Linked DNA regions of Homo sapiens: region 1 is linked to region 2. Evidence: chromatin loops called from intact Hi-C (ENCODE). Cell type or tissue: psoas muscle. All regions are shown on one strand.

The links. A loop is a pair of places that touch in the nucleus more often than their neighbours do. Peaks named below come from ENCODE experiments on the same cell type or tissue, not always from the same donor. Only the 100,000 strongest peaks of a DNase experiment are listed, where the experiment ranks them.
Region 1: it touches region 2 in a loop (1.9-fold over the local background); 11 of 110 quality-filtered maps call a loop at or near these places.

Annotation. Positions count from the first base shown.
Region 1 is chr15:61,912,830-61,917,829 of GRCh38, reverse strand. VPS13C (vacuolar protein sorting 13 homolog C) reads left to right here. Exons shown (of 85, transcript NM_020821.3): 60 at 195-489; 61 at 1,808-2,197; 62 at 4,415-4,519. Among named protein-coding and RNA genes, the nearest start is that of VPS13C, 150 kb to the left of the region's middle. In psoas muscle, no CTCF peak of the experiment used is centred here; no DNase peak of the experiment used is centred here; H3K27ac peaks cover 589 bases.
Region 2 is chr15:61,972,701-61,977,700 of GRCh38, reverse strand. VPS13C (vacuolar protein sorting 13 homolog C) reads left to right here. Exons shown (of 85, transcript NM_020821.3): 24 at 502-619; 25 at 3,284-3,413; 26 at 4,169-4,247; 27 at 4,937-5,000. Among named protein-coding and RNA genes, the nearest start is that of VPS13C, 85 kb to the left of the region's middle. In psoas muscle, no CTCF peak of the experiment used is centred here; no DNase peak of the experiment used is centred here; H3K27ac peaks cover 3,410 bases.

The sequences.
Region 1 (5,000 bases), 60 kb after region 2:
GTCCTCCGTAAGTTAGCTATGTGATTTTGGGTGAATTTCCTAACCTTTTTTTTAGCCCTGGTTTCCTCATCTGTATATCTGTAAAAACAGGAATAATAGCACCTATCTTGTAGAGTTGTCAGGAAGATTTAATGAGATGCTTTTTTTTAAGTTGTGGATCAAAACTTTATTGTCACTGTTTCCTCTTTCTGCAGATGTCAATTGTTTATCCAGCCAGCTGGAATCTTAGAGCATCAGTACAAAGAATCTACCACTTATATTTCCTGGAAGGAAGAACTTCATAGGAGCAGGGAAGTCAGATGCATGTTGCAGTGTCCATCAGTAGAAGTCAGCTTCTTACCTCTCATAGTGAATACAGTTGCTCTGCCTGATGAATTGAGCTACATATGTACACATGGGGAAGACTGGGATGTAGCTTACATTATTCATCTTTATCCTTCTCTCACTTTGCGGAATCTTCTCCCATATTCCCTAAGATATTTACTTGAGGTATGTCTCTTGCATTTTGTTTGATTTTTGTTGTTGCACAGAGTAAATTCTGATTTTGTTTTATGGTATTTTTAAGTGAGGTCAGTGTTTTATATAGCGTATGTGTAATGTGTAATGCCTTCATAATGTTAATGATAGCAAAAACTGGCATAACATTTACTATGTGCCAGGAACTGCTCTGTGTGCTTTACATGTATTAGCCTATTTACTCTTTATAATAACCTCCTGATGTAGGTACTATTATCAGGCCCATTTTACACATAAGAAAACTGAGTTGAAAATGGGTTAAGTGACTGGCTCAAGGTCCCATAGCTAGGAAGTGGTGGAGCTGGGATTTGAACCTAGGCAGTTTGGCTTTTTGATCCCTGCCTCTTTACTGTATCTTCCTTAAATTAAGAAGCATGATCGTCTGTTTATTAATTAAGTAAAATTCCATTAACTAAAAGATAGGAAAAAATGAGAAAATATTTCATCTTAAAGTTTTTATTTTAAAGTCAATATTATGATTGTTTCTTCAAGGTTCTATTGAAAATAAACCTTGGAAAATAAAAAAAATAATTACTGTCTGTCTTAAGAAGTAATAAAGATTTTCTAGTAATGGTATATGATAAATATTTTAAAATTTCTGTATGGCAGTATATTTTAAAATATGAAAATCTGGAAAGTGTTTGGAACCTACATGTTTTTTTATCTGACAATGAGCCATTCCTGAGTTGTGGAGACAAAAATTAATTAAATGAATTAAATAGTATTTATATGAGTATTTTATAAGAATTAAATAGTATTTATGTAAGGAGATTTTTAGTAAGGAAACATGGTTTATATGTTATTATTCATTTTTCAAATAATGCCACCTTACTTAGATAACTCGTCAGAGTAACTTTTTACTCTGACTAGTAAATAAGAATAATTTTCTTATTCCATTCATATGGGAACCATTAGTCATGGTCTATAATTAGAGGATAAAACTGAAGGCCAGGCAGTTAAGTGGCTCATTTAATGACATAGCTCTAATGGACAACAGCCAGGCTTCCTGAATCTAGTCTTTGACTCTTGATATAGACCTGATTTTTTCACAAAACTGATGGCTATTAGCCTCCTAATGGCCAAAGTCAGTTTCTGCCTGTGGCTATGGTGTAGCGTTTTCTTTTTAGTCCTTGGTGAGTACTGGACATTTGTAATATGTAAGCATGGTACTTCACAGAAGACTTAGCAGTTTACATGCATCTGGTAGTTTATTTAGCATTTGTGAAAAATAAGAATTTTGTTATTTCAGAGTTTTTAAAAAGTTACTCAGCGAATTTTTGTTTGTTTTTAGGGAACAGCAGAAACTCATGAGCTGGCAGAAGGCAGTACTGCTGATGTTCTGCATTCGAGAATCAGTGGTGAAATAATGGAATTAGTCCTGGTGAAATACCAGGGCAAAAACTGGAATGGACATTTCCGCATACGTGATACACTACCAGAATTCTTTCCTGTGTGTTTTTCTTCTGACTCCACAGAAGTGACGACAGTCGACCTGTCAGTCCACGTCAGGAGAATTGGCAGCCGGATGGTGCTGTCTGTCTTTAGTCCCTATTGGTTAATCAACAAGACTACCCGGGTTCTCCAGTATCGTTCAGAAGATATTCATGTGAAACATCCAGCTGATTTCAGGGATATTATTTTATTTTCTTTCAAGAAGAAGAACATTTTTACTAAAAATAAGGTGTGGTTTTGTTCACATAATAAGTTAAAGCAGATAAATTCCTAATCTAGAAACTTGGGAGTCATTTGTCTTCCCTAAAACCATGCTAACCTATTTGCTAAATGCCATTGGTGTGAATTAGGTTCAAGGAGACTTAAGCGTAATCAAGTGGGATGTTAGGAACTAATAGGTTTCCTGAGACTATGAGTTGCCCTTTTCTCCAATGCCTATAGAGTTACCTCTGTTCTTGAAGTAGTAGTAGTAGTAGTAGTAGTATAGTAGATAGAATAGCTTGAATTTATGTACTTTACCAGTGATGAAATGGCATTTCTAAAGATGTAACCATTGAATTTGGCATATATTAGTTGAGCCTTCCTATGTGTGAAGCACTCAGGCAGGCCTTTGGGAGAGAAACCTAATGCCTAAGCCTCATCCTTTATGCTCTGGTCTCTTCTTTCCTCTTCAGGCTCACATTTTGGTATCCCTCACCACACATTTCCCCAAGGACTCACCTCTAGGCTTTTGTATATGCTGCACCCTTTGCCTACAGTGCCTCTTCCCCTGTTTTTTTTCTGTCTTCTTCATCGTTCCTGATATCTGCTGTTCATCCTTTGGCATTCTGCTCAAGCCTGATATATATGAAGATTTTCTAACCATTTAAAATGGGCCTAGACATCCCATCCGTGTTTGTACAGGAGTAGTGGTTCTCAAATTTCAGTGTACATTATTAGAAACACCTAAAGGTTTTTTTTTTTTTTTTTTTTTTTTTTTTTTTAAGGCAGAGTTTTGGCCAGGCTCGGTGGCTTATGCCTGTAAATCCCAGCCAGCACTTTGCGAGGCTGAGGCTGGTGGATCACCTGAGGTCAGGAGTTTGAGACCAGCCTGGCCAACCTGGTGAAACCCCGTCTCTACTAAAAATACAAAAATTAGCTGGGCGTGGTGGCAGATGCCTGTAATCTCAGCTACTCGGGTGGCTGAGGCAGGAGAATCACTTGAACCCGGGAGGCAGAGGTTGCAGTCAGCTCTGCACTGCACCATTGCACTCCAGCCTGGGCGATAGAGTGAGACCCCATCTCAAAAAAAAGAAACATAGTTTTGTTCTTGTTGCCCAGGCTGGAGTGCAGTGGTGTGGTCTTGGCTCACTGCAACCTCCGCCTCCCGGGTTCAAGCGATTCTCCTGCCTCAACCTCCCAAGTAGCTAGGATTACAGGTGCCTGCCGCCACACAGTGCTAATTTTTGTATTTTTAGTAGAGATGGGATTTCACCATGTTGGCCAGTCTGGTCTCGAACTCCTGACCTTAGGTGATCTGCCAGCCTCGGCCTCTCAAAATGCTGGGATTACAGGTGTGAGCCACCACGCATGGCACCTGAAGGGTTTTAAACACTGATGGCTGGGTCCTGTCTGTAGAGTTTGATTCAGTAGGTCTGGGTATGGTTTGAGAATTTGCATTTCCAACAGGTGATGCTTTGGCAACTCCACTCTCTTTGAGTGTTGATTAACACATGGTATTGTAATTGCTTGTATATGTGTCTGACCTCTAGTTGTCCTCAAGTTTTTTACAAACTAATTGGGTGGGTGAAGGTGAGATTAATACAAGGGCACAATTTGATCTCTTCTATAAAACTTTATCTAAATCCCAGAACCAGAAGTAAACTATTTATCCTCTCACCTCTATAGCATTTTTTGCCTCTTGTATGGTTCTTATCCCATTGAGTCTTGTATCATAATTTTTCGTATGTATTTCCTAATCTCTCTGTCTAGTTGGAAGCTCATCGAAGACAGGAACTGTGTCCTGCTGTCTTCCATTCTGCCTGTCACAATGTCTTTAATGTAGTGTCTGCTGAACAATGTTGAAGACATAAATTCTCTTTATGCTAAGACTTTAAAAATTTGTTAGCTCTATGTCATAAGTCTATCACTGGAAAACATCGTTTTGCATTATAATTCTTTTTAAAAACAATACATAATCTCATTGGTATCTAGATTTACTATACTCATTGCATAGGTGAATGAGAAAGTCAGAACTTTCTCATTCAAACTTTCTCAGGAAGTTTTTGTTTTGTTGTTCCCTAGAGTTTTTTGTGGTTCTGTTACCTGTTTGCAATATGGCTTTGATTATATATTTCTGTGTCCCACGGTACTAAAGAAATTTCTAGTAGTCCAGCAACTTTCTCTCAAATAAAATTATTATAGTGTTTTAGATTTCTTATATGACGATATGTGCTCTCTGGTATAGGTACAATTAAAAATTTCAACCAGTGCCTGGTCCAGTAGTTTCTCATTGGATACAGTGGGAAGTTATGGGTGTGTGAAGTGTCCTGCCAACAATATGGAGTACCTGGTAAGATTCTGCTTCCTTATTTACCTTTGATTCCGTTCACCTTTGCTACAGTTCAACAAACAAGTTGGAATAAACATATGTGTGCATGTGTCTTTATAGCAGCATGATTTATAGTCCTTTGGGTATATACCCAGTAATGGGATGGCTGGGTCAAATGGTATTTCTAGTTCTAGATCCCTGAGGAATCGCCACACTGACTTCCACAATGGTTGAACTAGTTTACAGTCCCACCAACAGTGTAAAAGTGTTCCTATTTCTCCACATCCTCTCCAGCACCTGTTGTTTCCTGACTTTTTAATGATCGCCATTCTAACTGGTGTGAGATGGTATCTCATTGTGGTTTTGATTTGCATTTCTCTGATGGCCGGTGATGGTGAGCATTTTTTCATGTGTACTATCGCAAGGACAAAAAACCAAACACCGCATGTTCTCACTCATAGGTAGGAATTGAACAATGAGAACACATGGACACAGGAAGGGG
Region 2 (5,000 bases):
TGAAGAAAAGTGATTATTATACATTTTTGGTCATGAAATTTTGTTTGATAAAACTCTGCTTTGCTTTGGAATTGTATGCCAAGCTGGGTGTAAATATTGTACTTAGGAACCCCATACTTCTTTTTCTTTTTTCTTGTTTTTCCTCCTCTTTTCACTGTAATTATCAACCTTAGTCACTAATTCTGGAATTGAGGTAATAGATCCTGGGCTTTGTTTTTCCTGTTTACTTTGAAATGCAAGATGTTATGTGAACATTCTCCAAATAGAATTATTTTATATCACAGTCTTTGATCCTGTCAGTCTGTATTTAAAAAGCATAGGTTATTTAACTGATACGCTGAAAGAAGTGAAAATTGGTAATCATTGATTCTGGATTAATTTATAGTGATTTTCCATAGAATGTCTGACAATTTAAAATAATATTCATTAAAAATAATATTTATCCATGTTCCATGGCTGTTTGTAAAAATAATAAATAATATCTTAAATTATTTTTTAAAGAGGAAACCTGGAAAAAGTGTCGATTTCAGCATCCATCAACTATGCATATATTGCAACCCATGGATATTCATGTTGAGTTGGCTAAGGCCATGGTAGAAAAAGACATTAGAATGGCCAGGTAATGTATAAACTTCTTTTATATTAGAAAATCAACAGGTGAAATATGTCTGCATCAGTTGCTAGAATTTAAGGAAGCAAAGATAGATTTCTGTGGGAGACAGCAAAAATGATTATTCCAATTTGCAGCAGAAATACATTTTTAAGAAAATGTATATTTGAATTATACATCAACACTTATTTCAGAAATATTTGGACTTTTACATTCTGTAAAAGTTGATGGTTCATGTTTTTGAATGAATCGAATCCAATGCTTAATATCAACAAAATAAAATCTTCGAACACATTAGAGGCTCTTTTGATAATGAAATCCCATATAATCCTGAGAAAAATCAAAGGACATAAAAATAGAAAATTAATTTTGAATTTAAGTAGACAGTTATGAAATGTTTATACTGTTTTTAAAAAACAGCTATATTGAAATATAATTGATGTTCAATAAGCTGCATCCATTTAAAGTTTACAGTTTGATAAATATTGCCTTAGCTATATAGCCGTGAAACCATCATCATGGTTAAGACAATGAACACACCATCTCCAAAAGTGTCCTTGTTCCCCCTTTGTATTCCTTTCTTTCCTTCCCTACTTAAATTTCTCTTCCCCCAGTCCCTGGACAACATTGGTCTGCTTTCTGACACTATAGATTTGTTAGAATTTTCTAGAATTTTATATAAATAGAATGTTAGACTTTTAACTTTTTTGTTTAACATCTTTAATTCAACATAATTAATTTAAGATTCATTCATGTTGTATGTATCAGTTTATTGATACCCTTTATTCAGCATAATTAATTTGAGATTCATTCATGTTGTATGTATCAGTCGTTCACTGATACCCTTTATCAGGTGGATGTTAAACCAACTTTTCATTACCGATTAACCTCACTTGGTAATGATGAACATCCCTAATCCAAAGACCAAAAATTTGAAATGCTCCAAAATTTGAAACTTTTTGAGAGTCAACATGATGACACATGTGGAAAATTCTGCACATAAGTTCTTAACACAAGCTTCGTTTCTTGCACAAAATTATTAAAAATTTTGTATAAAATTACCTTCAAACTGTGTGTACAAGGTATGAATGAAACATAAATCAGTTTCATGTTTAGACTTGGGTCCTATCTGCAGGATATCTCATTATGTAATACAAATATTCCCAAATCTTAAATACTTCTTGCCCCATTTCTGATACTCAACCCATATGTATTATTTTTAAAAATATTTTTGGACTTGTTTTGCCAAAATTTTGTTACAAAGTTTTATATTTGTGTTAGTGAGGGATATTGGTCTTTGCTTTTCTTGTTTTGGTATCAGGATAATGATGTTGGCCTCATGCATTGAGTTTTCTGGAAGATACTGTGTAGAACTAGTATTATTTCTTCCTAAAATGCTAGGTAGAATTCACCAGTAAAGTCGTCTGGTCCTGGAGTTTTCATTTTGAGAGGTATTTAACTACAAATTCATGTTTTTTCATAGATATAGGGCTAGATTATCTATTCTTCTGTATGATCTGTATGTTCCAAGTGTTTTGAGTTTGTGTGTTTTAAGGAATTTGTCCATCTTAGTTGTTGAATGTATTGGCATAAAACTGTTCATAATGCTTTCCTCTTACCTATTTAATACACGAAGAATCTGTAGTGATGTTATTTCTTTTAGTCCTGATGTTAGTAATTTGTGCCTTTTCTATTTTTCTCCTGATCACTGTGATCAGAGGTTTATCAATTTTGTTGATCTTCTGGGAGAACCAGCTATTGGTTTCCATTATCTTCTCTCTTTTGATTCTTTTTTTTCCTGATTTCCTCTCTGATATTTATTATTTCTTTCTTTTACTTACTTTGGATTTCGTTTGCTTTTCAGTCCTAGTTTCTTAAGGTAGAAGCTGAGGTCACTGATTTGAGACCTTAGTTTTTTTCCAATATAGGCATTTAGTGCTTTATATTTCCCTCTCTACAGTGCTTTACTGTACCCCAGTGTGGCATCCAGCAATTAGGCATCTGTCAGCTTGAGCTGTTCACAGCTTAGTCAGGAAGCCAAAGATAAACAACAACAGCTAGAAAGAGCTTTATGACTAGCTGCCACAAGGCTATTGAGACAAATAAACCTGAGGCAATTACATTGAGTAGGGAAACAGAATAGAAGCACCTGCCAAAAAGTAAGCAACTGATAAAAGCACAGTGGTGATTCGTAGTGAGTAAAACAGATGTCCTCATGGAGCTGACATTTTAATCAGAGGAGACATAAACAAATATAAATGTGATATGTCAGGTGCTGCCAAGTGCTATATATAGAAAGAAATAAAGCAAGGCAATGGGATAGAAAGTGATGAGGTTAAATACTCTTTGATGTTTATAATAAGAATCTTTGATACCAGGAAGTAGTGTTTTGGTTTTGAAAGGTAGAGAATTGTGTTTGGAAAGATTTTCCTAAAAATTAGTTAAGTTAAAGAGATTTGGCTACTTAAGAGGGATATGTTGAAATTATCTGAAAACTTAGCTAACATAGAACTTCCCATTTCCTGACAATGTTGTCTAAATGAGGCATTAGTGTAATTAGATTAAAACATGTCAAAAGTTTAGGCATGTTTTAATCTAATTACATTAATGCAATTCTTTCCCTCGTTTGTAATGTAGAGATGCTGACTTAAAACCACTGAATTGTATTTTTAGATTTAAAGTGTCAGGAGGACTTCCTTTGATGCATGTGAGAATTTCTGACCAGAAGATGAAAGATGTGCTATATTTGATGAACAGTATACCTTTGCCACAGAAATCATCAGCCCAGTCTCCAGAGAGACAGGTAAATAGATACAATAAAATGTATAACCCTATTTTTATTGTTTTAGAGCAGTGATGAAAAGTCAGTTTCAGGGCAAGGTTTATAAGTGAAAGGACCAAAAGTACAGAAATGAAAGTAAAATGTCTTTCAAATTTATAATGTGTTTTAAATAAAGCTAGAGGGGAAAAAAACTAACAAAAACCTTCTTTAGAATCTTGCAAATAAAACAATTGATATAAAATTTTCTTATATGTTAGGCTTATAAGTTCTAGATCACTTTAATTGAAATTGATCTTTACACAGTAGAAATTTTGGATATCTACTTTGAAATGAAATTTGATAAAGCCAGCTCATGGTGATACCATGTGCCAAGGCTTTACACAGTAGAAATGTTGGATTTCTACTTTGAAATGAAATTTGATAAAGCCAGCTCATGATGATACCCTGTGCCAAGGACCTATAAAAAAGATGTACTTTAATATTGTAATAGACAGAATGTAAATGATATACAGTAATAATAGACTAACTTACTAGAGCTGGGCTTAGTTTTGCCCTTGTAGATGTGGGTGGTAGACTTAATAATTTGTAAATTCTAGCCAATTATTAGTTGATTACACAATATATCTTGTTGGAAGATTTGTATATTGTGTTATATTGTGTGTATGTGTCTTTCCATATCTCTTTATCCTCTATTACTTTTTAGTCTTCCTCTCATTTATGACATTTAATCCTGCTAAGTCATCCTTTTTAAGAAAACTTTTTGTATTCTTTGCTAGGTATCCTCAATTCCTATTATTTCAGGTGGTACAAAAGGTCTACTTGGTACTTCACTATTGCTAGACACTGTGGAATCAGGTAAGGAAAGTAAAATACTCTTTCTCTATTAAATTAAGCCTATACATTGTTATACAGAGATAACATTTTCAGAAAATAAGGGCAGTCTGAAAGTGCTGTAGTAATTTACTGGTTTTAGTTCTAGTTGTGCTACATTAGTGTGACTCTGAGTCTCTTATCCCCTTTAAGCCCAAGTTTCTGTCTTCGTTGGACAAATGAAGGGTTTTTTTTTGTAGTTGACAATGCTTACTTAAGATTCTAAATAAACTACTTTTTTTGGCCCCAATCTCTACATGAGCTTTTCTCTAACTTTGACCTAATTGATCTGTTTTAATTTTGAACTAGAATGTAAGCTTCATCAGGACAGGACCATGTCTATCGTGGTCATTCTGGTATCCTTACTGGCTGGCACAGCCTGATACGTGGTAGATAATGCCCAATAAATATTTTGTTGAATATTGAGTGAATGAACTATAGGGAAAAACAGAACCATTGAAGAAAAGAACATAGTGCTATTTGATTTCAAATGTGATTATTACATGGCAGGTTGAGTCACTTGGTAGAAGTTTAAAAAAGGCAGCTATTCTGATGCTGAATATGAAGATTATATCTAATAAATGAATTTCACTTTTTAGAGATTTAGATTTGAGTGTTTCATGCAGTTTTCAATGTACATTGTCTCAGATCAAATAAATGTCTTTTTCCTTTAGAGTCTGATGATGAGTATTTTGATGCTGAAGATGGAGAACCACAGACTTGTAAAAGTATGAAAGG